Regions from separate parts of the Homo sapiens genome. Here region 2 is linked to region 1. A link is a loop called in an ENCODE intact Hi-C map of the cell type or tissue named here. Cell type or tissue: PC-9. All regions are shown on one strand. Links, peaks and the distances in the headings refer to the core of each region. The heading gives the core; the rest is flanking DNA.

Region 1 (16,666 bases), core at 2,857-10,856:
GTCAGCATTCATGCTGGTCACAAACAAAAATCAGATTTTGCTTTGCAATGAAGGCTTTTACCTATGAGTGCAAATTCAATACTATTATTGCATATTTTCCTCCATTATCAATGACAGAATAAACTGCTTTTGTATTTGCGGCACGTGTTAACATTTACTAACTCATATTACTTTGCTATCTTTATCAAGCATCACAAAATGAAAGATGAGATTTAAAAACTGGAAAACTTCAGTCAAGATGGGAATCCTCAGCTCATCCAAAGGACTTTGCCATGCAAAAGATGCCCCTCTCTGGGTCATTGCTCCCCTCACCGACCCCAACATGCATAGCACAGAGGGAAGGAGGATGCCAGAAAGACAAGATAATAGTGAATTAAGGATGGAGCTTTGCTACAAATAAATTACACAGGTCTTGAGTGGGGAACGTGAGTGCTGCTCCTCTGTGGACGCAGGTTCACCTCACACAGAAACAGTGCAGCTCTCTAGTTTTGCCCCAGAGGATGTTGAGGACTGAAGAGACAAAGGTAGGAATAACTGGGAATCTGAAGCATTTTTAAAAAGACCCTCATTTCCAACAGTGCTGACTCAAATCAGCATCATTGTGAAACCTGAAAACTCAACATGGTTTCTGGGTGGAAGGTGTCCACATAGAGGTGCCAATTGGCAACTCCTAATGTCAGTGTTCTTAGACAAAGGGGAAGCCAGATAGACTGAAGCCATGTGTTTGTTAGAATCAGTTAGGAAGTCAAAAGGCACCTTTAGGAGCTTTAAGAAATCAGGCGAGTATCAAAATATAGAGATCCTACTCTTCTGGAAATCCAATATCCTAACTTGATTAAGAAGAAAAAGCATTTTCAAAGATCTGGATGCAACCACTACAAGTCACAGATGGCTCTGTAGCACTCTTCAGACAATGCAAAGCTTAGAGAGTTCTGAAGCCTTTTATAGAAATAAATTCACATTTGACATATAGTGAAATTTGGGCCCTAATTCTTTTGTGTTCAAATGGGTGTCCTAAAGACACACATTATTCCTGCCTTTTCATGTTCTATTTTCCTGGATACAGCATTTGATTTTCTTAATCACTTGACGTATGACATAGGTGAATTGAAAAATAGCCCAAGGCTATTCGTAACAGTAATAGCTTCATCCAACTTTAATTCTTAATACTGTGTGCTAAATCGGAAGTTAGCTTTTATTAAAACAAGTTTATCTACGTGGGCATAGGGGACATAGGGTAGTGCTGAGAGGCTGGATGCCTACTGAGCCTGTAGAACTTGAAAATTTTAGAAAGAGACTTGGGAGGGCATTCCTTTACCCTCTTTTGTTTTTTAGAAAAGGAAACCAAGCCTTGGTGAGTGAGTGTGTGTGTGTGTGTGTGTGTGTGTGTGTGTAGTACTGATCAATTAGAGGGTAGGCCTTATCCAATCATAGTGGATTGTGGGTCTTGGAGAGGGAATCCAGGAAGTCTTCTGCAGGTATCAGTTCAATCCTTTGGCTACTGAATTGTGGAATGTGGAGGACATCCTGGAAAACAAACAGTTAGTAAACAGTCAGGTAATAGATAACATAAAGTTTCCTCCTAGTCCTGGGAGAAAGATGGTGTGTTCATTGAAAGCTCATCTGCCTGAGTTAGGATGCTGACTCCACCACTTACAAGACGAATGACTTTGGACAAGTTATTTAACTTCTCTAGGCCTTGCCTCAGTTTATTCATTTGTATAATGGAGCTGGTAATAGTAACCTCACAGGATCACACAGCAAAGCATATGGATGCTGTGCTAAGTGTTTTAAGGTTAACTCTTCAAGTATCCTCAACAACTCTCTCAGGTGAACGTTTTTTATTATCTGAATTTTATAGATGAGGAAACAGAAGCTCTGGCAGTGTGATTAACTTGTCTATCTCACATCTGGTAAGAGGCAGAGTAGGGATTCAACCCAGAAGTCCCACATCAACCACAGCCTTGTGTCAACCAGAGTGTCTCACCCTAGAATCCGCATTCAATATTGATCCTAAAGGCCCTGCTTAGATGGCCTCCCACTGACAGCATTATTTACTGAAAATAAATAAGATGCTTATAAAAGGACTTAATGTGATGAATTCTGCCTACTGTTTTTTCCAGAGGTGTTGATTTGTCCAAGTTTACGCAACCAATTCATGAAAAAAAATCAGGTTAAAGGCCCATCTTCTGGTCTTTGGTCCAGTGTCCTATCCACCCTACACACTGCCTTGAATAGAGCTTTCAAAACAAATGGTAAGATCACTCTGAGAAGCATGGAAAAGTGGATAAAAATGTGAATGATCCAACCAGACAACCTGAGTTCGAATCCTGCCTTTACTGACTTGTCCTGTGATCTTACAAAAGTCTCATGATTTCTTTGTGCCTTAGCTTTATCATCTGGAAAATGGGGATGATAATAAGAATATGATCTATCTCCTCCAGATTATTGTGATGATTACATGAAAAATGCACATAAAGCACTTAGAATAATTCCTGGGACAGTCGTGTAACTCAAGCAATGTTAGTTATTATAACACTATTTTTTTCACTCACGCATATAGCCTCTATGTAATACAATTAATAACTAAATTTCAGAAATGTTGCCTTGTACTTTTCAGAAATATGATGGGTCAGAAGGACTGGTGTGGATATATGGTGGAATAAAGTACTAAATTAGAAGGATAAAAGAGTTATTTTAAGTTTCCTGAAAAGGACATGGTTAAGTCTTAGTTCTGTAATTAGATAATACTTCAAAGGATTTTAGTAACATTAGAGAGAAGGAGGTCTGAGAAAATATTCTAGCTGAAAAAGGAAAAATTTGGAGGGGAATTCATGAAAGCATACCGCATCCCGGTAACATTAAATTTTGCTAAGGGAAGGTTTGGGCTTGCAAGAATCATAATATTATTCGAATCAGAAAGGGAGATCAAACTCAGCTAAATGTAATTTGCATTAAACATTTTATTTAAAATGTCTATTTTTAAAGAAAATATAGGATTTAATGTGTATTGGCATGAATGGAGAATTAGAATTAGCCCAAAATACACATTAAATCCAAGTTTTTGGAGGAGAGAGCATAAAGATTTTTTAAAATCTATTTCTCCTTCCTTCGACCCCCATCAAAATTTTATTTAATTCTTCACAGAGCACAGCGAGTAGATTTCTGCTTCTTCGCCCTTTTAATGCGTTCAACTTGGTTTTAAGCACGCATCAGAAAGCAGCTCATGATGAAAGCCTTTTGTTGTCTGCAGACAGAAATGTCAGAAACTTAGCCCTGGTCAGTGCAAGGTATAAAAGAACTCCCCCTAATGCCATCTGTCCTTCAAGATCAAGTTCTGCACAGCTGCATACCCGAGATGGCCTGGGATCACCTGGGTAACCTCTGGGTGATGTTCATATTTGAGATGTGACCTAAGATGGGGAAGAAAGGGGAGAAATAGCAACATGATACTTAACAGATTCTGGCCCAAGCGATCACACATTTTGCTTCCTGCAACTCATAAATCCATTATCTTCAAACTGGGCTGCTCACATTGCAGGCATTCCTCTTTAACAGCTGCAAATGATAAGCTTTACTCTATATAGCTTTCTTTAAAGTACTTTAGAGATATGATTAACCTATATATATACATATATATATATATATACACACATACATATATATTTTATGATAGTCCCTATTTTTTCTGTTTGTCTATAAAAGATGTAGAGATATCAGTGGCCCATTGTTTTTTATTGACCCTATGAATGGGTCCTTCAAAGCTTCCCCATTCTACAGAGACTCTAATTTCAGTAATGAGACCATATCTTAAAAAATAAACTTTTTAAAATTATAGAGCTGGATCACCCACTACAATTTACCATTCTACTATTACTCAACCTGAAAAAAAGAAGGAAATCCTGCCATTTGCAACAACATGGATGAACTTTGAGGACATTATGCTACGTGAAATAAGCCAGGCACAGAAAGACAAATACCAGATGATTTCACTTATATGTGGAATCTAAAAAAAAAAAAAAAAAAGTCAAACTTCTAGTAGCAGAAAGTAGAATGTTCACTACCAGGGGCTGAGGGGTGGAGGGACTGGGAAGATATTGGTCAAAGGGTACAAGCCTTCAGCTGTAAGGTGAGTTAAGTATTGGAAACTTAATGTATAGCTTGTTGACTATAGTTAATAATAATATATTATATATTTGAAATTTGCTGAGAGTAGATTTTCCAGTTTTCTCATCACACACACACACAGACACAGACACACACAAAAGGTAATGATGGAAGATTATGTATGTGTTAATTAGCTTGATTGTGGTAATTATTTCACAATGTATACATATATCAAAACATCATATTACATCCCCTAAATGAGTACAATTTTTATTTATCAATCATACTTCAATAAAGCTGGGAAAAAATAATAATTTACTCTTCTATTTTTCCCCACGGAGAGAAATTTTTTACCTAGACATTCTGTTACAACCAAGAATTTTTAGAAAAAGAAATGTGCGAGAACTAGTTTCTCACAGTGCTTGGGTAAGGTCAGCACATATTGATATCCAAGGACAATATTTAGATACAATTGTTTTCATAACTTTTAGGTAAAAAAAAATAATAAAACCAACAGAGTTCTCCTTTTCCAATCTGTTAAATAATCATAGAATCATAATCACTTAACTTGGTGGAGAGTCTACAGTAACATACTCAAGCCAACTCACAACTGGCTGGCAAGAGCCAATGTGTACCTGTCTTCCCAATGCCTTACTCAGCAATAGAAGGTTGGTAGTTTCAAATCTGCTATGATGTGAGTATTTACACCTTGAACACTGGCAAATGCTTCCCTCCCTATCCCGACTCCCAGGAACTGGCTGTTAAATATTTACCAGCACACCACAACTTCAGCAGAACTGTGTCCAGCCTTGGACTCCAATGCTGGTGAGTTATTTCTGGGAATTCCAATCATCAAGAAGCATTAAATACTTAAGAGTGACTATTGTGCTCAGCCGTAAATAGATATGGATGAGTAACATAGAGCAGGGGAAAAATGCAAATGATTATGCTTGTTAAACTAGTTTTAATAAAACCGCCTTCTCATTCAATATAACAACTACTATTAAACAGGATAAATTCAACCTCCCGCAACAGTGACTGCCAGCAAGGGACTCTGAGAAGTGTGGAAAAATTGAGAATAAAGAATCCTCTGAAAATAGCCTTTCTTAATAAAAATAAAAATATTGCTACTATGTGTGTTTGCTCTTTTCTTTCCTCTGAAGAAAAAAAATTACCTCACACATTAATACAAAAATGAAAACAAAAACACCAAGAATCTTTCCATATGTTTTATATTAGTAGAAAAACTTTCAGAAAAAAAGTTGTTAACTAAAGTGGGTTTACATTTTACTCATCATCATTCATTCTGCTTACTTGCCTATTTTGCCATTCTTGACTTTCAGTGTTACACATCCTTCCAGGAAAGTTTAGTAGTAAAACCATGGAGGGAGTTTAGCTTTTATTGATTCTGAAAGAACAATATAACAAGATACTGACAATAACAAACAGATACGAAATTGTTTCAGCCTGGAAACAATTGCAGCCATATAACCCTTGGTGGCCTGTTTTTTATGAACTTTTATTTTTCTCTCCACAATGACTAGCACGGGAACTATCACCCATCCAATCTAGCAGCTTCTCATTGCTCAGGAAATGGTTAAGCTACTGCAGGTCAGCCCGGCACGCCCCGGTAATGCTTTGATTTGTTTCTCACACAAAACCAATTTGAGTCATTTATTTTACTAACAACTCCCAACAGAATCAAGGCACTGGACGAGTCTCTTTTTAAGATAAATTTACCCTCACACTTGACTTTGTCAAGAGAAGGTTTCCTCTGAGAAGGATATAGATTTCATGGATTTTCGTTAAGTATCTGTAGAGCCTTTACTTAATATTAAGGAATTGAACAATTTAGCTATTTTTTTAAGCAACCACACAATCCCAGTCTGGCTTAAATTAATACTGTTTCTGACACATAAAAGTTTGACTCAGAAAATCTCTGGGGTAAACAATCCAAATGTAATAATTACTCCAAATGCTTCTAACCACAGAACAGGAGAACGTGCCTCCTTGAGTCTTGATTTCAGTCAGTCAACAAATATGCAATGGATTCCTTTACACAGGTGATCTTGTAATTGGTGCTATATAAGTTATTCTTATTTGAAGGTTGCAAATATTTTGTCTTCCAAAACAGAGCCTCCAAGGAAAAAAAATCAAACAGTTAACAGTATACTTCTCAAATAACAGCTCTTGTTTCAAAATGGGTGATTCATAGTTGAGTCAGCGTCTGCTTGCTGGAGGGTCACTGTAGGAGCAGCCAGGAGGGAGGATGACTTCTCTGGTGATGCTACTGCCCCTCCAGAGTTATCTTGAAGCTAACTAGCCAGTGGCTTCAAACCACATACATCTGAATGAGCAAGATTTTTGGTGATGGTTGAAGAAGAGAAAGGAGGAGGAAAAGAGGAAGGAGACCAATAAATTTCTGGACTTTGAGATTAAAATTATAATCTTTATTTTGTATTCCAATTTTAAAGTGAACTAAGTTTGCCACAAGCCACCCTCAAACAGTAAGCACACCAGCCTGCATCAAGTCATTAACCTTTTAGAACCCACTCAAGGCAATGTAGTGTGACTTTATTAATGAATAATATGGTCTATAAAAGCTAACAAACACAGACACTTGCTATGATTCATCAAATTTAATATTCCATCAAACCTTTCAGTTTAAAGACCAATGATGTTTTTAAAGAATACCAGAACCCCAAAATGGAAGTCCTGTGCTCCAATTAAACTTAATGCATCAAAAAATAAAATCCATAAGAATTTATTGCTAGGTCAAAATTTTGAGTAAACAAACAATAAAAGAAATAACTGCTATGCAACATGAATTATAACTCCAGAAAATATTATTGAAACTGCAGACAACCAAGAGATGTAGTCCTTGAAAACAGCCTTGCTATTTAAGGCACACATTGTCTGTTGTGTTGCTAGGAGGCAAAAGACCCTATCGTAAAACAGCTGGGCTTCTTGTTCCAGGCAAAGGCAAATTCCACAATCAGAAACCGAATTAGAAACTTCTAGAATTCTTGCAGTCTTTTACTTACTGACATTCATACTTTGGAAATCCATACTTATGTGCCTGACTTTTCTATAAGATCCCTTTTTGTAGAATTACAATGTACACATTTTCCCATGGATATTTTATAAGCTGTCTTACAAAAAGACAGCTTGTCTTGTTGACTTTTGGTGCCCATCTGCAAGGATTCCTGGACAAAGTTTTCAAATGTAGTTTTGATTTAGAGATGCCTTTTTTCATGTTTTTCTCTTTTAAATATGTATGTGCTCTAGTATAAGCGGAAAAAATGATGCAGGAGAATTTTAGTGGTCTAGTCTGGCTTCATTTGATCTTCTGCTCAAAATCTAGGTCATGGTCAGGGCCTGATACATGCCAAAAATTAGTAGAGTTCCAAGGAAACATATTCACAGAGCCTAAGGTCCTTTTGTGGACAAAGAAAGAGGCCTATAAATTATGTCACCAGGCCAATCTGCCATGTCATCAAAGAATAATCCGAGTGGATTATTATCTTTTTCTCTTCAATTCATTCTGTAGATGTCTTAAGTGCTTTGCAAACTTTATTCCTCTTTATCTGGCTGTCAGATAGGTTATCTCTCATTTTACGAATGAAAGATCAGACACAGTGAAATTAACTGATGAGCTGAGGCTCCGATTAAACCAAATCAGGAGGCTACTGACATTAGGATCTTCCTATCAGTCAGAATGACATTTCTGAGCTCCTGGAATAGAGAATACCAGGTTATGTGAAATTTACTTGGTTCAGTTCTTTCTCGCAAACACATTGTTCATGGTGCCAAGTTCTCAAACATATTCCAAAACAGAGAATATGTGCATGTTCCTAGGTTTTTTAAAAATACATAACATAGAATATAGGAGATATTTTAACTGACATGGGAAATGAAAAACTACTATGTTACCACTGTGAAATGTGAATAATTCACTTATATCATCTGAGATTTGTGCTGCAAATTGGCTCATGAATTGTAGGATAACCATAACAAAATAGTGTCCATATGACAAAAAGTGGATCAATTTTAAAAATTTAGCTATATGTCAATCTCTCTTAGAAAGAAAAAGAAGGCTACATTTCTGGTGAAAATTAGACTTATGTATAGAGAAAGTGTCTGATATGATTCAAAAATCATAGCATTTATGCTTAGCTAGAACTTTCAAAGACATATTCAAACCATTCATCTTAGAGTTGAAGTTGCTAAATTCTGAGAGTTTAGACAACTTAATTAATTTCTACCACCCTATTCAAGGCCACAGTTGACATAACGAAGTTCAACCCTTTCATTTCAATGGTAAATGGGCCTCAATGAGGGAAAAGGGTTGAGCTAGTCACATTCTAAGCTCCCTTGCAGCTCTAACATCTGACTAGTTATTACCTCTTCTCAGGGAATACCCATGTCCCCTATTCCCATTGGGTGTTCTATCCATCCTTATCTTGTCCCTTAAACATTGAGAAACAGATGCATATCAATGTGTAGGGTACATTGCAAGCCACGTTTTTGTGAACTCTGGAGATTGTTGGTGGGGATTTTTGTTAGAAGGGACCAAGGAAACCCCAGAAACCTAGAGCACGACTCTTGTACTTTTAAAGGAAACAAGAAGACCATGGGAACAACCACTGGATGGCTCTGTGAAGCCTGGTGACAGAGTGGGGTGAGATCCCTGAATCTGCATGGTGGCCATGGTGGCAAGTGTCCATAGCCTCCCACGTGTTCCTGGGTGAGCCTCAATACTTGGGCTCCATTCACACCTGTAGGCCTTACTCCCACAGATGCAGCCAAGAACTTGACATTTTGGCCAAAGATGGAAGGATGGGGCAGCTACTCGAAGCCAGGAATATAGAGGTGGAGAGGAATGAGAGTTGTAGAAGATCCTGTTTTAGGAACTGACTGAGCATGCTCTCATACACAGCTGTGAGTCCTCACAAAATGCATTATAACATGCTGGCCTAGGAATGAGAAACCCAGAGGGCTTGTGTTTCCTTCATGTAACCATTATTTAATGCAACACTGTGCTCAGGACTGCAGATGCAACAGTGAGCAAAACCCAACAAGGTCACTACAGGCTTGTCACTTGTCTTTACTGGGCAAAGCTGCTGTACAATAAACTCATTCAACACAGCAGCAGACTCAGGAGTGTTTTGTCCTGAGCTCATCTTTGCCCAGAAATTCAGCACCCCTTTTGACTCTACACTCCAGAAATACTGAACTAGAACAGTTCTCCAAACTCTTCAATCTTCTCTTTGCTCTTACTTTTCTTTCTCACCACAACTATCTTCCTACTCCCTCTTTCCTGGTCAATTCCTTTGGATCCCTTCTTAGATACTCAGGAATCTCTTTTCCTTCAACCTCCACCCGGATGGAGCCTGGTGCCCTCATGTGTGCTCCTAGGCACCCCAGGCCTCTCTTATGGGAGCCTTCACTTGCCTCCTGCTCAGCGGGCTCCTTCACTGGGCCCTAAGCTGCATGAGGACAATGTTCCTCCTGTAATTCCTGCTATTTTATAGCCTGGCATTAGCACAGGATCTGGCCACAGGGTCCAAAGGTAAACTGTATTTCAATGGAATTGGCTTTCTTTGTAATCCTGTGTATTTTATTTAATGCTTTAAAAAACGTTCTGAGTAGGCATCCGTAGGTTTCATCTGGCCGCCGAAGGGGTTTATAGTGCAAACAAACTTAATAACATCTGCTAGATGCTCAGTAAATATATTACAAATGAGTAATCAGAAAAATGAATGAAAGAACAAATGAAATGAAAGAAACTCCTCATTGCCCAGCAAAAAAGAAGCTTGACTCCAGGTCTGACATGGTGAGAACCTGTCCACACGAACATGATTTTAATCCACAAGATGGTGGCATGAAATTGCAGAAAAGGTTCACCATTTCTTGGATACCCAATATATTTGTGTCCTGTGGAAAACTCTGTTGGTTGCCTACTCTACCACAAGTCCCCTCCCCTTTCTTCCATACTAACAAGACTGCCTCCTATTATAGCACTAAAACAGCCAACACCCTTTGTGGTGTGTTATGGCCATGGGACCCAGTTCTGGTCCATATGATGTAAGCAGAAGCCCCAGAGGCTTCTGGGATATATGTCCTTCTCTGACAAGCAGAGAGTGATCTTGGAAAGAAGCCTTCTTTACCACCCTGCCTTTGAACACAACTTTGTGACTGTGTGAAGTCTAGGACTATGGTGTCCATCTTATGTCCAAGATGCAGTAAGTCTGAGGATGAAAAGAAAACATGCTGAGCATGGGGAAGTAGAAATGGAGAAAGACCCTGGGTCCCCAATAACCTGATTAAATCACAAAATCATCTATGAAATTCCCATCCCAAACATCTTATGTAAGAGATTCTTAAATTACTTACTATCTTCCCATCTTACACAGCAACACAACCCAATGACAAATTTTCCTACCATGGGATTCAGGGCAATGATACTGAATCAGTTAAGGATACAACTTCCCGTTTTCAGTTATCAGCTAACACTTCCCTCAGCAAAGTTCAGATTCACTCAACAACTATTTTATCCCTAGAATACACCAGGCAGAAAAAAGGAGTGTTGGCTGTGTATTGGGGAAATTATTTTATGATATGATAGTCACTATCACCAGCAGACCTTCTGGAAGAACTTCTTTGTGTCTAACTATCCTGAGCAATAAAGTGATAGGCCAGTCTGGATTTAAAGCAGTGTGCACAACACATATGTTTATTGTGGCACTATTCACAATAGCAAAGACTTGGAACCAACCCAAATGCCCATCAATGATAGACTGGATTAAGAAAATGTGGCACATATACACCATGGAATACTATGCAGCCATAAAAAAGGATGAGTTTATGTCCTTTGTAGGAACATGGACGAAGCTGGAAACCATCATTCTCAGCAAACTATCGCAAGGACAGAAAACCAAACACTGCATGTTCTCACTCATAGGTGGGAATTGAACAATGAGAACACCTGAACACAGGAAGGGGAACATCACACACCGGGGCCTGTTGTGGGTGGGCGGAGAGGGGAGGGATAGCATTAGGAGATATAACTAATATAAATGATGAGTTAATAGGTGCAGCACACCAACATGGCACATGGATACATATGTAACAAACCTGCACCTTGTGCACATGTACCCTAGAACTTAAAGTATAATAAAAATAAAAATAAAAATAAAGCAGTGTGCACAAAAGGTGAAGGTCCCGTCTGAAACGGGAGTGGGGAGGCTGCTGAGACTCACACGCAGCCTCCACCCATCATTCTCCCCAACTCTAGCCTAGCTCCTAACATAACCTCCTGATGTTTTTTACTTTCTTATTTCTCAGTTCTCTCTGGGTATTGACATATCCCCCCATGGACTATAAGCTCCTTTGAAGTCAGGGACAGTATTCCAGGAATCACTGTCATCTTCCTGTAGTATCAGGGGGAGGAGGGGGTCAATAAATGTGTGTTCAAAAATACTTTTTAAAAGGCTTAGGACTATTTGTAAGACAGAGTTGAGAGTATATAACAAAGCCCCTGAAGAGAAAGCACATACATGAAAAGATCATTATAATTTCAAGTAGCACTGCAACAGCTGCATGAAGGAGAAAGTCAAAGTCACGCAGGCCCGAGTTGGAAAAGGAAGGATTTATAGAAGGTCTATACTTCTAACTAGTCCTGGAAGTGAGTAAGACTAAGACAAGAGGAGGAATAGAAGGGCATATGAGGCAGGACACATGGTGTGACAAGACAAGGGACCATTTCAGGAAAGCAAAGGATCGGTGTAGGGAAATTAGGAGATTAAATGGGAGAGGATATTTCATGTCAGATGGTAGACATTGGTCCTTGTTGCCAAGCTGAGGAGTTTGAACTTTATCTTATAGGAAATGGGGAATCCATTGAAAGTTGTAGGAGACAGTTACAAACATATACCTTGCAAATACTATTTGCTACACTCTTTGCTGTGAAATCTGTGTCACTCATTGATAATGCCAGAGGCTGTTATCAGTCAGGAGATTACTAGACAGTAGAATTATCTGGACAATAGTTTCCATCTTCCTGGCAAATAGGTTATACAGGACAGACTCAAAAGCCTTCTTATCTATGAATTATTGTTTCCTGCTAACAATCGTATTTGATTTGAAGGAAAATTTTTCCATTACTTTTCCAGAGACAGAAATTAAGATTACAGTCACTCTTTTATCCTTCATTTTTGACCTCAAGGGCAGAGGTCTATAATAATCCTACACCTCTTTGTATAGCATATCATCACATAACTCCACAAAAAATCCTTCTCATATTTCATTATTTTTTTCCTCCTCACTCAGATCCTCATCCCCATTCTTCTCACCCTCATAACAGTCAATTTAATATTTTGATGTGTGCATATATTTTCATATATCTACTGTTTTTGTACTCAACAAATTTTTATATTTGTTTTTAAAATTTAGACAAATGGAATTTTAAATATCATTCTCTCTTTATCACTCATAATTTTGCTTTAAAAATTTACCCATATTGCCATATTTACATAAAAAATATTGCCTCCACCAGCTGCACGGTATTCCAGACTGCGACAACCCAGTGTACTGATCCATTCCCCTGGTAGAAGGCATCAAGTTTGATTCCCCATTATCACAAATAATGCTAAAAAGACATTGGCATATATGATCCCTTTGTGAAAATTTCTCTGGGATATGTGTTCAGAAGTGGGATTGCAGTAGTAGGGTGACTATATAATTTATTTTCCCAAGAACATCCTGGAAAATGAAAACGGCACTATTAATAATTATGTCAGAACCTCAGACTTTCCCTGCTACCCTGAGTAAGAAAGGGCCTCTTGTCACCTTAGTCTTATGACATACTCATACTTAATTTCATCAAGATTGTCAGGTTGCTTTCTGAAATAATCATACTCATTTCCTCTTCCCTCAATAACGAAAGAGTTTTCACAACCCCTCATCCTTGCAAACACTTGGCATTATTCAGTTTTCTAAACTCTGATGTTCTCATGTGTCTAGAGTAGCCAATTGTTCTGCTTATCAATGAATTTGAACACCCCATCCAACACCAGTTCATCATTTGAGCTTCATACTGTTTGCATATATTTCTATGGTGTTTCCTGTTTATTTCTGGTCAATTTGCAGGAGCTTTTTATAGATTCTAGATATTAATTGTGTCAGGTTTTTTTTTTTTGTCAAAGTCGGTTTTAAGCATTGCAAACATCTTCTCCTAGTCTATCATCTGTCCACTAATGTGATGAAGCTTATGGTTTACTGTTGCCAGGGTCATCATTTTCTCTTCAAATAAATAAATAATATAAATTTAAATAATAGATTAACAATTCTCTTTAAATCTATAGGAAGATATTATTATCTTCTTCCCCAGTCTCTGGCTGACTGTCTAGCTCTTTGCACATTCTTTTTTAAACAATGATAAAGTCTATAATGACTTTAGGCAAGTCACTGCCATCCCTCATGACAGTGGTTCTTAAACTGAACGTCACCTGAACCACATGGGGTGGGGCCAGACTCCGCATCTTTAACCAGCTACCCAGGGAATGCTGATGCTGAAATCCAACAGCCCCATGTAAAGACACATGGCCTAGCATACAAAACACTGGGGCCAGCAACATGGGATAATAGTGCTGAAAGAGAGCTTGGAGATTCCCTAGTTCAACCCCCGCACACACATTCCAAGTCTTGAGAGGACAAGCACCTTGACCAAGAGGCCAAAGCTTCAGGCCTCCTGCCTGATGCCAGGCCGGGGCTCTTGTCATCACAACAGGCAGGACGTGAAATACCTCTCTTACTCCAGTGCTTCCTTATTGACATATCCTAATCAGGAAGAATCATTCCATTTCATATACTGTATAGTGAGCCCTGTTTTCGTTTTACTGTTGAATTTTTATCCAAGGCTTCGGGTGGCAAAAAGATAAAATGCTTTCATCTTAGGATGTCATTATTATCAGCACGATCTAATTTAGGAGAGCAACATGCTTACTTCTTGCATTTTCAACATTTTTAAAGTAAAGCAAAAGATCCTCCTCCCTTGTCATGAATAGCATCTCTGAAAATAGTCCACCAAACCTCCAGAGTCCAGTGCAAACAAAACTCGGCTCCATGGCATCCCCCTGTTTCGTATTCACATGATGCAAAACACATGGGCCAAATTTATGTCACCGCAATTTGCCTGGCAGCGAGCATTTAAATCACCAAGGTTTGCAGCTCCACGTTTTAGGATGTTGTTTGCAATCCTGTAGCCAAGAGCTCTGAAGGAACAAGCTCACATGAAGGGTCGTTAGCCAGCCGGATGTGATGGGGCTGTTTTAGCAGAGAACTAATTAGTATGCTGCAAGGTATCTGCATATCTCTCAAATAGACATTGTTTGTGTCTTTCCTCAGTGACAGGGGGAGATTGTTCAGTAGAACACCTTACCTTTTAATATGCGGGGTTTGTTAGAAGAACAGCTCAATTCATATTTCCCCTGGTTTGATGGTAAGTGAACAGCAGTGGCAATATTAATCTGTAGTAACCTGTCAGTGAACTCTACAGCTAATATGATGTAGTTATGATTTTACCATCAATCAGGACTGAACAGGCTCTGGGCAATCCTTACAGCACAGCCTCAAAAAATCTAATTGTGCAAAAGCTTCATTGGTTTCCAACATTTCTTTTTATCTGTCACAGGCTTTAGGCCTAATACACAACCTTTTATTATTGGCCTTATTGCATTAGCTTGTCGGACAAAGAAGAAAAGGCTAAAGCAGAGAGTTCCCCTGCATTCCATCATTTGTTTGCATGCAGGATTTTATTTGACAGTCCTGTATTGTTTTAGATGTAGATAAAAATTATTCAGACATATGGCATCATATGAACTTTTGAACTGCCAATTGCCAATGTGTCCTAAAGGACTGGAGGCATTTACAAATTCTGCTCTACCTACAAAGACAGAAATGCTATATGGACGAGCCAATAAGGTCTCCTGGGGGAACTGTATTTTAGAATCAACATAATCTTGCATGTTCTCCTTGACCAGTTTTTATGCAGGGGAGGAGTAAAATTGAGAGATGGAACATTAGCAACTGAGATGATTTTTAGCCAAAATGAAGGTTGAATATTTGAGAAATTAAAATGGAAAAACAGTTCACTTTCTCTGAGAACCCGCATGCACAGCATGAAGTAGTATGGAGCCACATGGTGTCCCTTCGTCCCTTCATGTGCAGAATATTTTTCTGGGTGTCTGAGATGCAGTGAGATTCAGTTCCAATGAGAACATGTGCATAAAACACAAATCCACATCAAAGTAGCTCCAGCCTTGAGACTACTGGGTTGGAAGGAACTGTAAGACTTAAAACATATAAAAGCATTTAGGAAGATGAACTATTAACTTTATCTATTTAGGCATTTTAATCTTTTGCATCTTAAATGCAATTGGGCTTTTGGAACTGGGAAATTGCTAATCAGCATGTTGGGTAAATGTTTCTATTTTAAAATGTGCACATTTAGAAATAACAGCTGGCCATAAAGTACATATTTATGTTTGTGATTTAATGTATCACAAACTTTATACTTTATTTCATTCAGCTTCACAAAGAGACCACGCTATTTTTTTTGCAAGCATTATATAACTTTTGCAGCAGCTTTATGACTCAAGAAACACATACAGCAATAAATCAGATATGTATACAATGCCTAGTTTTTCAAATTTGAAATGTCTATTAATGAAAAAATGTAAGGATTATATCCATCTCTTACACTGTCCTAACTCATTTAAAGATTCGACTGAAAATTCCTGTCCATTAATCAGGAAAAATCTGCACAGAATTATACCGATTGTCATTTGAAACACTGCACCCTTGCTTCAAAGGAAACATATTGTGACTAAGGGCACAACAACAGCACAACTGAGTGTTAACCCTTCACAAACCAGCGTGCACATTGTCTACAACCTCATAAAAATAGCTACACAAAATAAGGAAATAGCTATGGCATCCTGCGGTAAGTGTGCAGGAACACGCCTTGGGACTACTGAGGTGGCTGCTGGAGGAGAAAGATGAAAACAGGATGTTAAATGGTTGCAGCAGTGGTGGCAGCTTTGAGAGTTCTCTGGCCCCATCTTCATCGTTAGATGAGCTTTTTCTTAAAAAGGTGGTCTCTAGAGGGTTCTTTTCAAATATTTAAATCTAAATGATCTTAAGGAAGACCACCTGAAAACATCCCAGCTTTGTCAGACCTCTTATAAATTTATAGCTTCTAAGGTAAGCCTTCCTGACAATGTGGCCAGCACGCCACTCACTAGTGAAGGCCTTTGTCAGTGCAGGAAAATGTTTGCATTTGTCAGAGTAAGTTTAGTTCCAAGGTATCATAGCTAAAAAGAGCATTGGATTCTCTTGTGCTGTCCTTGGCAAGAAAAACATGACAGAGAATGTCCATATGAGCAGTTTCAAAATTTAAAAACTAGAAAAGACTGTGAAACTAAATAACTATTGAAAAATGGGAAATTTAGGGTGGGGCATGGTGGCTGATGCCTGTAATCCCAGCACTTTGGGAAGC
Region 2 (16,666 bases), core at 4,383-12,382, 92 kb after region 1:
TCAGTGTAACAATTATCATTTTTCCTCTTGACAGAACTCTCAGACAATGGGAAGCAGCAGTACTCAGCACAATTATTGCTGCTTAGCAGAGAGGCCAGCAGGGGTGGGCAGAATTCTGCAAGAGACAGTCCATGCCCTGAAAGCTAGGAATCTAATTTACCCAAAGGCCATGGCCAATGCTATAGTTTAGAGACTTCTACAATTTTCCTAGCATGATCTCATACCTTGAAGGTCAAAGTTTACTATTGTGAATTCTTCTCTGCAGAGTCTTCCGATTAAAAAAAGAGAGAGAGAGGTGGGAAGGGCGGTGGGTGAATGAAACCAAATTTTCCACCTCTAATACCAAAATAAGACACATATAAATGTTAGTAGCAGAGAGGGGAGAAAGTGGAGGGGAAAAAAGACAGAATTCATGCCTCTCTTCTGTCCAGATTTGTCCTTCTTTCCTTGCTTATGCTTTCGAAAAGGACTAAGAGATGCATGCAATGGATCCTGCAGGTTGCTCAAGGAAGGCTTCCTCCCCTCTGGACTGTATTCACATTAGCACCAGTCAACAGCAGAAGAATTTGGCACCTGTTAATTACTTTTTTTTTTTTTTGAGACAGGGTCTGGCTCTATTGCCCAGGCTAGAGTGCAGTGGCACAATTTCAGCTCACTGCAACCTCTACCTCCTGGGCTCAAGCGATCCTCCTGCCTCAGCCTCTGAAGTAACTGGGACCACAGGCACACGCCACCATACCCAGCTAATTTTTTGTATTTTCTGTAGACACAGGGTTTCACCATGTTACCCAGACTCGTCTCAAACTCATGAACTCAACCGATCTGCCTCCTTGGCCTCCCAAAATGCAGGGATTACAAGCATAAGCCCATCCTGTTAATTACCATGTTAAATTCAGAATACTAAATCATGAGAGCGAGAGCCTGATGGTCTGCCTCCTTAGTTAAACCTTACAATGCTCATGTCATTTTAACTGTTTTCCTTGGATGCTGGAATCTAGAAAGGTTAAGTATGTCACCCAAATACACACAGCAAGTACTTAGAAATTAATCCTGGGCATCTGGCCTCCTTCTAACTCTACATGGGTTAGCAATGGCTGACTGGGCACAGTGGCTCACACCTGTAACCCTAGCACTTTGGGAGGCAGAGGCGGGTAGATCACGAGGTCAAGAGATTGAGACCATCCTGGCTAACACAGTGATACCCCATCTCTACTAAAAATACAAAAAAATAGCCGGGCGTGGTAGCACGTGTCTGTAGTCCCAGCTACTCAGGAGGCTGAGGCAGGAGAATCGCTTGAACCCGGGAGGCGGAGGTTGCTGTGATCCAAGATCGCGCCACTGCACTCCAGCCTGGGTGACAGAGTGAGACTCCGTCTCAAAAAAAAAAAAAAAAGGCTAATAGCAGACTTATTTTGAAAATGCTTGCTAGCTATTTTTCCATCAGTAGATGTTACCTGGTAGTTTGCCTCATAAATATTGTATCATTATGATTCCTAAGATCTCTGTCAGAATTCTTAACTTTTATGACAATAGGTAACTTAGAACCACTTTGCCAGACATTAGTAAGTAATGTACAAAATAAGTGACTTACAAACGGGTTGTAGCAATCTAAATCATGTCTGCTAAACAACTGACGCTGGGCAACAGTGAGAATCAGAGCTTGAGTGCTGCCTCTGTGAAATGAAATGAAATCAAATGAGGACGGCTTTCTGGTTCTTTGTCTCACAGTGAATGGCTACAGCAGCCACTTCTTTTGATTAAAAACAGCTTCTTGAAACAATAAACCCAAGAAAAAAACTATAAAAGGCAAAAATACAAATATAGTCATTTTCTAACAACACCTATTATACTGTCTGCTGAATGACTCTATTAGAGTAAGCTGAATGTCTAGTTCTCTAAATTTTAATTTCTTTGTATTCCCAAAGCAAAGCAACCTTATAAAGAACTAAGGCCATCCCTTGAGGGTAGAGAGACCCAGAAACAAATTACTCTTGGAGATACTACCATTCAAGTTCCCATTGAAAACATTTTTACACAGAAGAGCCCAGATTAAAGTAAATTTCAAGGGCAAAAAATAAATCAAATTTTAGAAATTAGAACTTTAGCAAAGTTGCAAATAAAAGGATGAAAGGGTGTTGCTTGGGTGATGGTGAGAAGTTTAGGCATTTTTTTGGATATTTCTTTTATTTATTTGATTCATTTTAATCCTCTGTCTTTTCTACCAAGGATTGGAGATGGCTTACAGATATACAACAAAAAATAATTCTTAAAAATTGAAGGAGTCTAACTAAACATTTTGGATAAGAAACTCTAAGTGATATTAAGAGAGAGGAATGTAGACCATATGGTAATGTAGAGCTGCTCCCAAGCTTCCTAGCAGCCACAATAAAAGGGGAAACAATCATTTATAAGACTCAGCATGTCAACAAGACAAAAGCAAACCAAAAGTTCAGGAGAATCACACTTCCTGAAACTGAAACTGGAAGCATTTTCCCCATAGCTTCTCGTAAAGAGGATGCCCAACAGCATCCCGACAGCAGATACAACCAGGAGCTCCTACAGGCAGGTTCATCCTCTGGTGTCTGCGATGAGATCAGGCCAAGGTGTGATTTAGTGAGCATAATTCTAAAGAAGGTGGGTTACTGTGATTGTTCCAGAATAATCTAAGGCAGTGGCTTCAACCCTAGCTATGCATTAGAATCTTAACTGGGGATCTTTGAAATATCCTGATACACAGACCATACCCCAGGCCAATTAAATCAGAATCTCTGGGGATGGGTCCTAGGAGCCAGTATTAAAAGAAAAGAAAAAACAGTTTCCCATGTTAGTACAGTGTGCAGACAGTGTCAAAAGCCACTGTGATCAAGAAATACCCTTCTTTCTCCCACAGGCACCTCCCCAGTTCAGCCTCAGAAGCAGAACACACACACCCCCACCCCCATTGTGAGACTCCGGACAATATACAAGTCTCAACGCAGGTTTGAGTTTTCATTTTCTCCTGTCTTTGCAAAGGATGGTTCTGGCTATAGCCCTCTTCCCTGGAAGCCTCTCCACACTCTTTCTGCCTTGACTCTGACATAGCTCTTGCTGTCAATCTCCATACATTAACTTTTCATCCAATGATAATGTGAACTGTAATTTTTAGGTAACCATTTGTCTCTTTAGTCACAGTCACACAACACAGACACAACTCATAGTTTTTCTTTTCTGTTTGTAAATAATGTAGACCCCCTCATGCATTTTGACAGATACTTTAGATTGGCTAACTCAGTACCCACTCCAATGCTTCCCCTCTGCCATTTCCTCTGCTTCCACTAGAAGGGCTGGAAAATCAACATACCTATCCAGCTTCCCATATCACCAGGGGCGACCACACAGCACTGTCCTGGTCATAGATACCAGCAAGGCCCCTGGAGAATACTCCTGTTCCTAAATAAAAAGACAGCGCCTCACAAAGAGAAGGTTTCTCTTGTCTTCCTTCTTCCTGCCTGGGAGCAGCCAATTTTCAATCACACAGATGAAAGGACATACCATGCATGGAAAGGGAACTACGGTGACCACACGGAGCAATGGCACGAGCCCTAAGCTCCTTACCCTGGGACTTCTTGTAACATGAGGAAAATAAACCCCTGCTACCTACAATCACATGCAATCCCAGCCAACACATAGTATCACTAGACAAGTTCATTCTAACAGAGCTTTCAAATAGCAGTTACAATCCTCTATTAAATAAACCTAAGGTACATATGTAGATGTGGGCATAGCCCTAAATGACTGACAGATTTCAGTAGGGAAGTGGAGTGTGGTGGCACCTACCTGTAGTTCCAGCTTTGCAGGAGGCTGAGGCAGGAGCAGCACTTGAGCCCAGGAGTTTGAGGCTGCAGTGAGCTGTGCTCACACCACTGCACTCCAGCCTGAATAAAAGAGCAAGACCTCGTCTTAAAAAGAAAAAAAAATCAGCAGGAATAAAGGATTTCACTAATCTACCCAATTCCTTCTCGTCTGCTACAAGTTAATATGATTGTGCCTTTTTCTCTGCCCTAAGAATTAAGAACAATAGGGAAGCTCCTCTTGTCCCTGGAAAGGAGAAACAACTTGTTTTGTAATCCAAGGATTACAGAGCAGAGGAGTTAAATTGACTAAGACAAGGAAAGGCCTTAAGGGTGAGAACTGGACATGGTCCAATCCAAGGGAACAGAAGTATCCTCCCAAAACAAGATAGGAAACAAAGGGTTGTGACAAGTTCCTCAAATGACAGCCTGTGTGGTAAATGAGGGTAAGAATCATGACTCTGAGGGCTGGCAGGGTGCCCTATGGGTTCACCCAAACAGCCCTCTGTGCCAATGCTGAACAGCACTTCATTTAGCAGAAGTCTTATTACAAAGATTAAAGCCACCACGAGCTAGAAACACAGTGTTCCGAATTTTCTTGGCACCACCTAAATTCCAGGGTTCTTACATAATTCATTGGAGGGGGAAGGAACCCCTTAAATAACTGATAGTGAACCTGCTTTGTTAAGTGGAAACTTAGAATGAATATGACTGGGAAAAACAAAGAATTGTGAGGGTTGATGGTTCTTGCATCCGAGCACTAGAGAATTCATTCCTATTTCCCAGTTGATTATGAAAAGAGGTGTCCATTCTGCGGCATAATCTTGGGAGCAACCCAGTAGCTAGGGAATTAAATTTATCTGAAGATAATTAAGCCTTGGAGTAAAGGTTCATATTTGGTTCTGATCAAACTAGAGAAAGGGTTGAGGAGGCCATGTTTCCCTTCTGGTGATGCTGTGGACTCACAGAATTGGAAAATGGAAGGAACTTGAAAGATCACCCGGTCTCACAACTCATGATGTTCAAATAATGCCTTCCCCAACATCTCCATCAATCATACCTACTCAAGCCTTGACTTCCAAGCTCAAGGTGCTGTGTTCCTACCCTGAAGATACTAAAATTAGGGAGGTGAGAAATGAGTGCATAAAGGTTCCTAACAACATTGGTTTTGGTGGGAAGTGGAACAAGAAAACAGAGTAAAGTCTGGAGTAGGAGGTTGTCCCCAAGGAAAAAGATCTTGAGTGAGGGCCTCTTGGGAGTGAGAGTTAATAAAAAATGGATCATAAGATATTCAGGGAAAACCTTGGTAGAGTGGGGACAGACCACCAGTTTCACAATGTTGCTGTGGACTGATTGTCAGGGAAGGGTCATACAAAGGGCTAGCTAAGGTGGCCAACGGAAACAAGAAAAAGGAGTTAAAATATGTACTAGATGGGCAATGCTGTATTCGCAATTCGAATCCTACTTCCTCTTTTCTTCTGTAAAATTAATTTTCCCCAGGAAGATTGTTGCATTTCTTCTGGAGTTTTGAAGCCATTAGGAATGCTCTTAAGTTTTTCCACCACCATTTTCCAGCAATAAACCTTACTGAATCAGGCAGCAGTCAGCTCTCTAAGCATTATGTAGAGGGTATGAGGGCAATTTGAAAATTTTATGGTCTGAAAAGTGGGCCTTAGCACTTTAGCTTTTATTCTCTGAAAGATCGTATAAATCCCTCTTCATTTAGCAGTTTTCAAGGAAGTGACAGCTTTTGTTAGTCAGGATAAAGTGAGATTAGAAGTAAAAATTTTACCCATTAATCCTCACTGATTAAAGTGAAACTAGAAATCAAATTGTTACCAACTGTGCACTAATTTCAGCTTAATTCTTTGGCAAGAGGTGTTGGAAAGTTTCAACTGGCTGCACTAATTCACAATACCTTACTACTGATGGCAGAATGTCAAGGTCTCCTTCCCTCCTGGGCCCAGGGTGTGAACAATGACTATTTCAAAATCAGTCCAGTAAGATATAAACATTAAATCCTTAGCTATGTTGTTCCTCAGCCATCAGTTTCACACCACTCTCTCTCTTTATTCGCCACCAGCCTCCTCCCACTCCACCAACAGTGATGAAAAAATATCTCCCCAGAGACTACAAAATCACAGCCGAATGGCTGGCCTCTCCGCATCAAACAGAATGTCTGCAGCATCAGAGCAGGTGTCGCCCCACGCAAGCCGTTTCTATTACAGCGCTGGTAGTGGAAGAGAGTCTTCATACAAATAAGCCACATCAATTCATCAATCAAAATGAATGCATGTACTAATTAAACTAGCAAAAATTTAAAAAGGCATTTGTGTTGCAGGAGGGGAGAATAGCATAGGGAGGGAGACAGGGAGTTAAAATTCAGAGGAAGTGAAAACTTGACAGGCACAGCACCGAATAGAGAAGGCAGTAAATATATGGCCAGAATTTATAGTATTTTCTCACCTCAAAAATAAGCCAACCAACAAACAAGTGGCTCGTATACACACACACACACACACACACACACACACACACACACACACAGTGCCCTCTGGATTGTGAACATTCACTGAGGAGGCCTGTGAGCAAAGACAAGCCTCTATCTCTCTTCTTCACATCTACTTCTACCTTATTATTGAACATTTCTCCTATTCCTTTCAGTGGCTTTTCAGGGCCAGTATGTACAGTTGTATGGTTAGTGCACTGCACAAAGGCTCCAAGCTGAGGAAAGAATGGAGGATAAAATTTAGTCCATGTTCCAATGGCCAAGTCACATGCCTTTGGCATGAAGTTGCTGTAATCAGGAAGTGGTGCTTTCTTCTTCATACGAATGTGTCCTCTGCTTGTGCACCCAGAGGACAGTGTCACCATAAAAGCTAGCAGTGTCCCCATCCTTGTTTTTATTTGCTTCTATGTCCTTCTGTTTCTTCCCTCTGAACTTTGAAGACTTCAACTGTTTCTATATATGATAAATATTTTAACAAAAAGGAAAAATCTCAATTATCTTCTGAAGCGTTTCATCTATATGACACCAAGAATCCACATATAAGTGAAATATCTTAATGCTTGGTATTGTGTAGACAAAACATTTGGTTGATCAATGTAGTTCATGTTTCTTTCAGATGCTTAAGTACCACAGAAACACTATCGTACCCACTCACAGGCTGGGTTCTAATATATATATACACATACACACACACACACACACACACACACACACATATATAGTGCAAACTCATTTTTCTAGGCTCAAAGGATCAAACTCAATATATTAAGCACTGAGAAATAATAGACAAGGGGTCTGTTTTTCTAACACTAAATAAGTAGCATTTAGCCTATCTGCTGAATATTATGGGGAAAGCACTTTTTATCTTTAGTCTAGTAATTTGATGTTTCATTTGATAACAAGATATTTTTGTTGTCTTTTGTCTGTGTTGTATTTAGAGTAGGAAAACTTTTAATATTTGCCTCAATATTCCAATTTCATAGTCTTTCAGACACACTGTTTTCTTTTAAAGCCTGCCCTTGAATCAACTTGAATGAGCTTCTTAAGGCTGTCAGGACAAACAATTTTCCCAAACTCAGTTATCTTTGTTTGAAACAATGATTGAAGTTATCTTTGTTTGAAGAAAATGATTATAACGCATCACAGATTTCATTCAGATCTACCTTCGTTGCCAAAGCACTCTATACATCACCATGTGGTAGATGGCAAATGCCATTCTCTCCATTTCCCAAACAGAGAAGCAGTGGCTGGCCAAGTTAAATGGCAGGCCCATGGTCAGACAGTGAGTCAACAGCACAGTAGAGAATTTTCCAGATCTTTCCAAAACGGGCCCCAGACAGCACACTTGGTGCACAAGGGGTGAAAACTAAAACTCCTTTTCCTTTCCCCAAGGCAGACCGTGAAACTGTAAAGATGAGCTGGCATTTTGTTTTATTTTTTGTAATAAACTGTTCTTTTCACAGCAGTTGGCCCTGGGGGAGTTGCAAATAGCACAGCTCGGCTGCAGCTGTGGGTGTGGCTCCACCCAATCCCAAGGCAACTTGAAGACCACAGCTGTGTCAGGCAGAGTAGATCTTAAAGTTGACATCTGGGCTGCACACTTTCAAGTTCACCCCCCAAACAAGTTGAGTCATTTTCACAAGCCAGAACTCATTTGAAGGCTCTGTTCCTCCTCTGCCTGTGGTTACTTGAGGCGCATCAAATATCACCAGAGACTGACACCCACATTTGGCTCAGGCCAATTTCTGAATCATCGTCCCTAAGCCCTCCCTTTGCTAGTCATGAGAAACACTCCGCATTGGAGATTATAAAAGTGGTCAGCAGTTTCGGGGATATTGGGCAGATTTTATTTGAGCGGTTGCTTTTGAGTTTTGGTTTTTTATTTATGATCTCTCGGGTTCTTTGTGTGTATGTGGCTATCACGTTTGCTTGGACAAATGGGATATGTTCCCAAATCCAATAGATTCATATACAGTTCTAGAAAAAAACTTTAAGAGGTGATTTTGTTTTTGTACCCCTGCTTCCAGCTGGAACAAATAACTGACAGTCATCCTCCCTTATTAGTGTCCAATCTCAGCGATAGAGGTGAGAACGCTGAACCCCTCCTGGCCCTCCGAGTGGAGGGAAGGCAAGCATCGCTTGTGTTTTTGTCTCGTTGAGGAAAGTATCTCGGCTTGTGAATGGCCTTTCTGACAATGACAAGCACATCAAAATGGGCGCCATCTGAGAGCTCAGGCCAGAGAGAACACCCGCCACCGGGCCTCCTGCCTCCGCCGCAGGCCACAGCGCTGCATTGTAGTGGGGGTTGCCGGGGAACCTTGGGGGAGCCTGCGCTGGGCGGCTGCTGTGGACAGAAGCGCCGCTGTGGGGAGGGGCAGGCCGTGTCCCGGCCATCGGCGGAAGCTGCTCCAGGCAGTCTGCAGCTCAGGCCGTGCAGGCCTGGGCCAATCCCCAGGAGGGGAGCAGCTGTGAGGCCGGGAGAGCCCGGGTCCTCGTTCCCTTTGCAGCAAGAGTAGCCGCCCCGTTGGCAATCTGAGTCTCCTTCAACCTTTCCAGCCGGTCCTCGCACTGTTGGGGCTGCCCGCCTCGCTCTCAGCCCGCAGCACCGGCCCCGCACAAGGCCCAGTCCCCAGGCAACGGCTGCGTTGGTATCCCCTGCGCACCGGCCACCGAGGGAATGGCGACAGAGACACGGGAAACAGCGACAGCTTACAGGGAGGAAAATCCAAAACAAAGGTTGCGGAGAGTGTCAGAGGGAGGGCCAAAGAGGACGGAGAAGGACTCCACCCCACAGGCTCCTGAGCGCCCGGTTGGCCACAGACGTGCCCTGGAGGAGGCACACACAGGTCGTCCTTCGGGAGAACTCTGCAGCTGGGTGCCTGTGGACTGCTGGAGAAGAGAGAGTAAACCACGAATTTCAATAGAAGACCGAATAGGTCCTATAGGTATAATTAACACGCAAAATACGTTCACAGTCTGCTCAGGGGGCTTCTTTCCAAGAGAAAGGAACCAAAACTTCCCTCAGAATCACCAGCTTGTCTGTGGAGTGCCAGGCTATCCCAGAAGAAAAGCTATGATCTTAGGCTCAAGGAAGAGTGACTGCACCCAGGCACTGTTCTTTTCCAGCTGACAATTCAGAGCAAGGTTCTGGGGCCATGGCACCTTTCTCCTCCCGTTGCTCCTTTTTCTGTTCCACCTCAGCCAGTCCTGCCTGCCTGGTGTTACCATACACTTATAAAGCCTGTTCCTGTCTGTAATCAGGGCCAGCAGTGACCCACTTGCTGATTATAACTGTTGATTGCCACAAAAAGGAAAAGCCTGAATGCAATCCTATGAATGAAAGCTCTTAAGAACATTTTCTGACCAGTTTCCCTTAGTCTGGAAGTGGAGGTTTGGGGAGGGCAGTAGAGGGGCTGCTGCTCAGGTTTAAACTTCGAATTTTAACCTTCACTCAGTGCACAATAGGAAACAAAGCAGGTGCTTGGTTGGTTCATTTTATTTCACTTTAGAAGTTGAGTTAACCCCTAAATTAAACAATTTATTTCATATGAGCATGAGTAAGTCACTTGGTCTCCTGCTGGTCTTGTTTTTCTCATGTGTAAAGTTGAAGGGTGGATTAAGGTATCTTCCAATTTCAAAATTACAAATAAAGTTGTAGTGTCTGTTCAGGAATTTACACAGGAGAATTCCTTATTTAAATGTATAATGCAGTGATGGGATGAAGGACATAAAATATTTCCAAAAGGAGAGAAGTAACATAGCATTTTCTCCAGCTGAATCTCCATTTCCAAATTTTGCACTTCTACTGTTGATGATTTACTGCTAAATGAGGGCACATCTAAAATAATGAATGCTCCTTAGTGAGAAAGCCGTGTCATCTCTGAGACCCATGCAGAAATCAACCAGGGAGACCTATGTATGAGACGATTTGCTATTCAGAAACCATTATCCTGCATGCAGAAAAGGCTTCATCACCCGGACTTTAGAATCTGGGTTTTCAGTACCAAACCCTGATAAAGTATAGCTGATTTTCAGAGCATCTAAATCTTTTGTTCACACTTTGTCTTCTTCTCATTGTTCTTTAAGTTTTGGGGTTTGAGGACAACAGAGACACAAATCCAACTCTGTAGCAAGAGTATTTCTCAGTATGCACATCAAATATTAACAGTCGTGAGAAAGCCCACATTTAAGGCTGTTTCACCTAACATTTTTCTAAGTTGAGAAGTTTCCAACAGTAAAATTTAAAGTCTGTGGCTAATGAGGAACACAGATTGTTTTTTAAAACTTCGTGTTTAGAGGGCAGCTCTTCAACCTCTCTGTTGGAACTATGACAATGGAGGTTTGATAAAATATGACTCAGTTTCAAACTATCAAATAGCATTATAAAAATGTTTGGACTAGATTTAGTTCTCCCAAAAGGTGGCAGATTGATAGAGCATGGATAAAGCAAGTCAGCCTCCAGGAATGATTGCTTCGTGAGAAACAGGGCCCTTTTTCTCCAGAGGGACATGGACATTCCCAGACAACATCTTAACTTGAAGAGTTCTCAAAGCACAGATCCCAGCTTCCTTCCCTGATGAGCCCTCTGGTGAGAGTGGGAATTTCTGTAGGAATTCTGCGGTGGAATGATACCTTCCTGAAACTAGAAGTTACCAAGTTATTACATTCTGATCAGCCAGGAGGGCTATCACCATAGTTAAGCCTCCCAGAACAATCTGTGAAATGTGTTCTCTGAGCCTCCCAATCCCCTAGGTCTGCCACCTCTCTGCTGTGGTTACCATCCTCCTGCCCCCATCTTCTCATACCAACCACAGCCCCCATTTAATGGCCTGGGCCTTGTGGCCCCACTCTTTGGCTTTTCCCCCATTCTCATCCCCTTTCCTCACTGCCCTTCTAGGTGCATTTGCTCTCAATTGTGTGACTGGCACTACAGAGGAGGAATGACTTTGTAGGTGTCATTCTATAAGAGTGATAAAGATGGACAAAGTTTTATTTCCATGCTCACAGATAGGAAGAATCAATATTGTGAAAATGGTCATACTGCCTAAAGTAATTTATAGATTCAATGCTATCCCCATCAAGCTACCATTGACTTTCTTCACAGAATTGGAAAAACTACTTAAAATTTCATATGGAACCAAAAAGAGAGCCTGCATAGCCAAGACAATCCTAAGCAAAAAGAACAAAGCTGGAGGCATCATGCTACCTGACTTCAAACTATACTACAAGGCTGCAGTAACCAAAACAGCATGGTATTTGTACCAAAACAGATATACAGGCCAATGGAACAGAACAGAGCCCTCAGAAATAACACCACACATCTACAACCATCTGATCTTTGACAAACCTGACACAAACAAGCAATGGGGAAAGGATTCCCTATTTAATAAATGGTGTTGGGAAAACTGCCTAGCCATATGCAGAAAACTGAAACTGGACCCCTTCCTTACACCTTATACAAAAATTAACTCAAGATGGATTAAAGACTTAAACACAAGACCTAAAACCATAAAAACCCTACAAGAAAACCTAGGCAATACCATTCAGGACATAGGCATGAGGAAAGACTTCATGACTAAAACACCAAAAGCAATGGGAACAAAAGCCAAAATTGACAAATGGGATCTAATTAAACTAAAGAGCTTCTGCACAGCAAAAGAAACAATCATCAGAGTAAACAGGCAACCTACAGAATGGGAGAAAATTTTTGCAATCTATTCATCTGACAAAGGGCTAATATCCAGAAGCTACAAAGAACTTAAATTTACAAGAAAAAAACAACCAACCTCATCAAAAAGTGGGCAAAGGATATGAACAGACACTTATCAAAAGAAATTCTTGCGGCCAACAAACATATGATAAAAAGCTTATCATCACTGGTCATTAGAGAAATCCAAATAAAACCACAATGAGATACCATCTCACACCAGTTAGAATGGCAATCATTAAAAAGTCAGGAAACAACAGATGCTGGAGAGCATGTCGAGAAATAGGAACACTTTTACACTGTTGGTGGGAGTGTAAATTAGTTTGACCATTGTGGAAGATAGTGTGGCAATTCCTCAAGCATCTAGAACCAGAAATACCATTTGACCCAGCCATCCCATTACTGGGTATATACGCAAAGGATTATAAATCATTCTACTATAAAGACACATGCACACGTAAGTTTATTGCGGCACTGTTCACAATAGCAAAGACTTGGAACCAACCCACATGCCCATCAGTGATAGACTGGATTAAGAAAATGTGGCACATATACATCATGGAATACTATGCAGCCATAAAAAACAATGAGTTCATGTCCTTTGCGGGGACATGGATGAAGCTAGAAACCATCATTCTCAGCAAACTAACACAAGCACAGAAAACCAAACACCACATGTTCTCACTCATAAGTGGGAGGTGAATAATGAGAACACATGGACACAGGGAGGGGTACATCACACACCAGGGCCTGTCGGTGGGTGAGGGGCTAAGGGAGGGATAGCATTAGGAGAAATACCTAATGTAGATGACAGGTTGATAGGTGCAGCAAACGACCATGGCACGTGTATACCCATATAACAAACCTGCACATTCTGCACATGTACCCCAGAACTTAAAGTATAATAAAATAAATAAGATTTTAAAAAAGTTGGGCAAAGTTTTTTGACTGTAAATGTTGTCTGTTGACCCTAGATAATTTAGGTATCACTTCTTCAAAATACCAGAAGTTGTTTTGATTCAAGACTTCTAAGGACATCAAAAAGAATAAAGGATTATTTGAGACAAGTAATCCTATACTATAGCATAAAAAATACACAGCTTGCTAAATAGATCATTTACACTTACATGTAAATGCCTGTAAAGCTCCAAACATACTCAGCCAGATTTTCCCAGTGGTCTATTAATTCCCTCCAAATAAGTTTGGAACCCTTAACAAAGACTGGTCAAAGAGAATGTGTCTTGTTTACCTTCTTCCTTTAATAAGGGACCATTGCCTTCTGTGTGTCATTGCTGATCCACTAATTACAAAATGTCCTGTGTCTGCGTGTTCAGAGCTCATACTTTACAGAGCCATCTCTGTAAGAGAATTCCTTTCCTTCTCCCTTTTACTCTCCCTATCTTCCTCTCTCCATCCTGCACTGATGGGAGGGATTTTACCTGCCATCTTGGCTTTTTACTAAAGTAATGTATGAACTGAACATCTTGCCCACTCCTCAGAAGTCACTGAGTTATTTCTTGAGTTGACTATCAAATGTTCCTTCTCTTTCCCACTCTGGTGGGTGCTGCTGTGGTTTCACCTGCCCAGCATCTGTCTCACTGGGGTAGTGTTGGTTAATCACATCTTGCTGGTTTCAGAAAAGCTCCACGAGCATCTTCACAGAACATACCCAAAGTTAGAGCTAAATTATCAGCCAGGCCACCTGATTGCCCCCTTAATCACCTTTCTTTTTATAAGGAAGTAAAACCCATTTGCCTCACCCTCTCACTGGCCATCAAGTGTCCCACACCCATATAAAAATCAAATCACCAGCCTGGGCAACATGGCAAGACCCCCATCTCTACAAAAAATAGAAAAAAAAATAGCCAGGTGTGATGGTGCATGCCTGTAGCTGCAGCTACTCGGGAGGCTAAGGTGGTAGGATCACTTGAGCCTGGGAGGTTGAGGCTGCAGTGAGCCATGATCACGCCTCTGCACTCAAGCCTGGGTGACAGAGTAAGGCCTTGTCTTAAAAAAAAAAAAAAAAAAAAACTCCAATCAGCCTACCTATATAGATTACAAGCATTCTTAGCAAGGTACTCTGCTAGGAACTAAGTAACCAGATACAGAGTCCAGCCAGGTTGCCAAGAACACTGCAGGATTTCTGAAAACAGCAAAGGGAGCTAGAAAGAGCTCCCAGAGGCCAAGCCACAGAAAATCCTGGAAAGCAGTGCATGACACTGGAGGTCCACACGGCCAAACTGCTTCAGCAGAACAATGCATTTTTATGGAGTTCATTTAAACCATTATGTTGTGTACACTCTCTTTTGTTTTAAATGATACATCACTGCTGACAGTTGGCATGTACTGTTTTCATAGCTTAGCCTTTATAAATATTACAAGCACATATCACAGCAGTATTGTTATAACGAGTTACAATGATGTGTTCTTTGAGAGAGTGCCAGTGACTGGTTTATATCCTTGGTGATGTTGTCGCATCATAATAAATGTGGTATAAATCTTTTTCAAGGTTCAGCAGTTCCTTTAAGCCAAAAATGCTACATATGGGTTGTGGAGTTTCCCATGTTACCCCCATTCCAACTTTTGAAACCCTTTTCCTAGGTGTCTTGATATACAGTCCCCAATTTTGAGGATTTTAACATGGTCAGTGATCTAACTGCTCTCCTTTAATGGAGTGCAGCCCTTATTATAATCTGGAAATCATTTTAATCTAAATATCACCAACAGCCAAACATAATAAAATATGTATAAGTCAAATAACATTACAGAGACCCCAGCAGCTCCACAGTGGAGCCAGCCACAGCCACTGTGCAACCATAAGCCTCAGGAGAGGGAGGGAGGGAGAGCAGGCATCTCAATTTGCTTTCACAGGGATGCATCATTGCTGGGGAGGTACAGGAGAAAGCAGGCACCCTCTACGAAGGAGAGGCTTTGTTCACTTCAGAGGAGGGCCTTCTCTGAATATCAGGAGTCAAAAGCAGAGGATGGGTCGTGAAATAATAACCAGCAAGCTGAACACGGAGGGTTGAGAGAGTTAATCTCTTTCTGATGTGAAATTACTTTCTTGGTTTGGACAGGTTGGTATGGTCTTAGTTCCTTCATTCTACCACAAGGGACCAGGACGAGGGCTGAGAAATACAGACCTTTCATAACGGTGCTGAGTCCATGTTCGCTGTTCTGGGGACAGGTAGCAATAACTCCTACACACTCACTCTCATCGGACTCTGAGTCACTTCCTGTAGAATGGTACCATCTTTGGTGCTCAAGCCCCTGATTGTGTCTACGAAAATGAGTCCCAGATGTACTGCTCCCTTTAAGGAAGGGTGTGTCAGAATGATTAGTTGGAAGATGTAGGTATACTGAAAACTAAACAGCTGAATCCTGGGTCATTAAATCTTCATTTAACCATGCTAATCGTATACACGAGCCAAGAGCTGCCTTCAGATAATCATGCCCAACAGAAATTGGCTGTGGAAGCAGAATTGATCTATAGTCAGCTGTCCCAAGCTCGAGGTGGTAATTCTTTTGCCAAACATTAAACTGTTCTATATCATCAATGAAACCATACTTGAGTCAGAACAAACCCAGGAGAGCGTGTTAGGAGATGCATAACACGGCTATGGAGAAAACTCCCTGGTAAGGTACGTCCTTCATTAAAGCTCTAAATCATTTCCATTCCGGACCAGACTAGGGTTACTTCATTACCTTTTCCTGTGAATTATTAATACCAGAAACACGAAGCCTTGAGGCAAGGGTTGGAGAAAACTTCGTGCACTGAGGAAATGAACCCCACCTATTTTTAAGTGCTTCTCCTCTTCTTTCAGTTGTTCCCTGGAATTTCCTCTGTTCCCCCAGCTTAAGTGTTTGGGCATTTTTAAATAGTGTTTGGGTCCTTAGTGGATCTAGTGGTTTTGCTTGAGTTTGTTTATTCTTTTAGGAATATCTTTTTTAAGAAAAAACTAGTTCCTGTCACTTTTTCACAGTGTCTGTCCCAAGTGCCAAGTGACCCATGAGGATGTGAGTTCTGAGAAAATTTCTCTACCGGCTTTTTCCTTCAGTATGAAAATAAACTGGTATGTGAAAAATGATTTCCATCAGCAAACCCTTCCTGTTGCAACAATAATCTGTTGTAAGATGCATCACGAGACACAGACACGCGGATTCAGGGGACAAGGACACCTGCTCTCATCCTACAGAGCGCTGGATGCTCTCCCAGGCTTCATCTCAGACCTTCCTTCCCAACCCTTGGTGCCTCCTTACTTTCCCTGCAACCTTCTCTTTCCCTTTTGATTCTGACTCCTCTGGGAGCACATTCGGTCTCATGACTTCTAAACTGCCCACCTGTTCTCCTACCTTCTTTCTAGCCCTGTATTCCTAACAGGCCACAGACACCCTCACTCTACTGGCCCAAGTGAAAGGCATTTTGTTCAAAATTACTTTTATATTCTACAACCCCCAAGGACCTCTCTCCAGCACTGGCTGGACCTACTGGAGATGCTAAGTACATCTTTGTGGGTTGATTGAAACCAGAAAGATCAAGTTGAAAGAAAATCTCAAGGTATGTACATTTCTAATGCCCTAAATACATAGACTTAGGAAGATCTAGGAAATTGAAGACTG

The links. A loop is a pair of places that touch in the nucleus more often than their neighbours do. Peaks named below come from ENCODE experiments on the same cell type or tissue, not always from the same donor. Only the 100,000 strongest peaks of a DNase experiment are listed, where the experiment ranks them.
Region 2: a loop joins it to region 1, with 6 times the contacts of the local background. A loop is called at or near these places in 1 of 110 quality-filtered maps.

What each region holds. Positions count from the first base shown.
Region 1 is chr2:176,572,780-176,589,445 of GRCh38, reverse strand. It overlaps LOC124907910 (a long non-coding RNA gene), which reads right to left and starts at 3,897. Exons shown (of 2, transcript XR_007087314.1): 1 at 3,354-3,897; 2 at 1-1,527. RefSeq lists an enhancer at 1-685. In PC-9, for the core only: no CTCF peak of the experiment used is centred there; DNase peaks (open chromatin) are centred at 5,745 and 6,265; H3K4me3 peaks cover 1,179 bases; H3K27ac peaks cover 2,472 bases.
Region 2 is chr2:176,482,721-176,499,386 of GRCh38, reverse strand. No RefSeq gene overlaps it. Among named protein-coding and RNA genes, the nearest start is that of NRAL, 17 kb to the left of the region's middle. In PC-9, for the core only: no CTCF peak of the experiment used is centred there; a DNase peak (open chromatin) is centred at 7,996; H3K27me3 peaks cover 791 bases.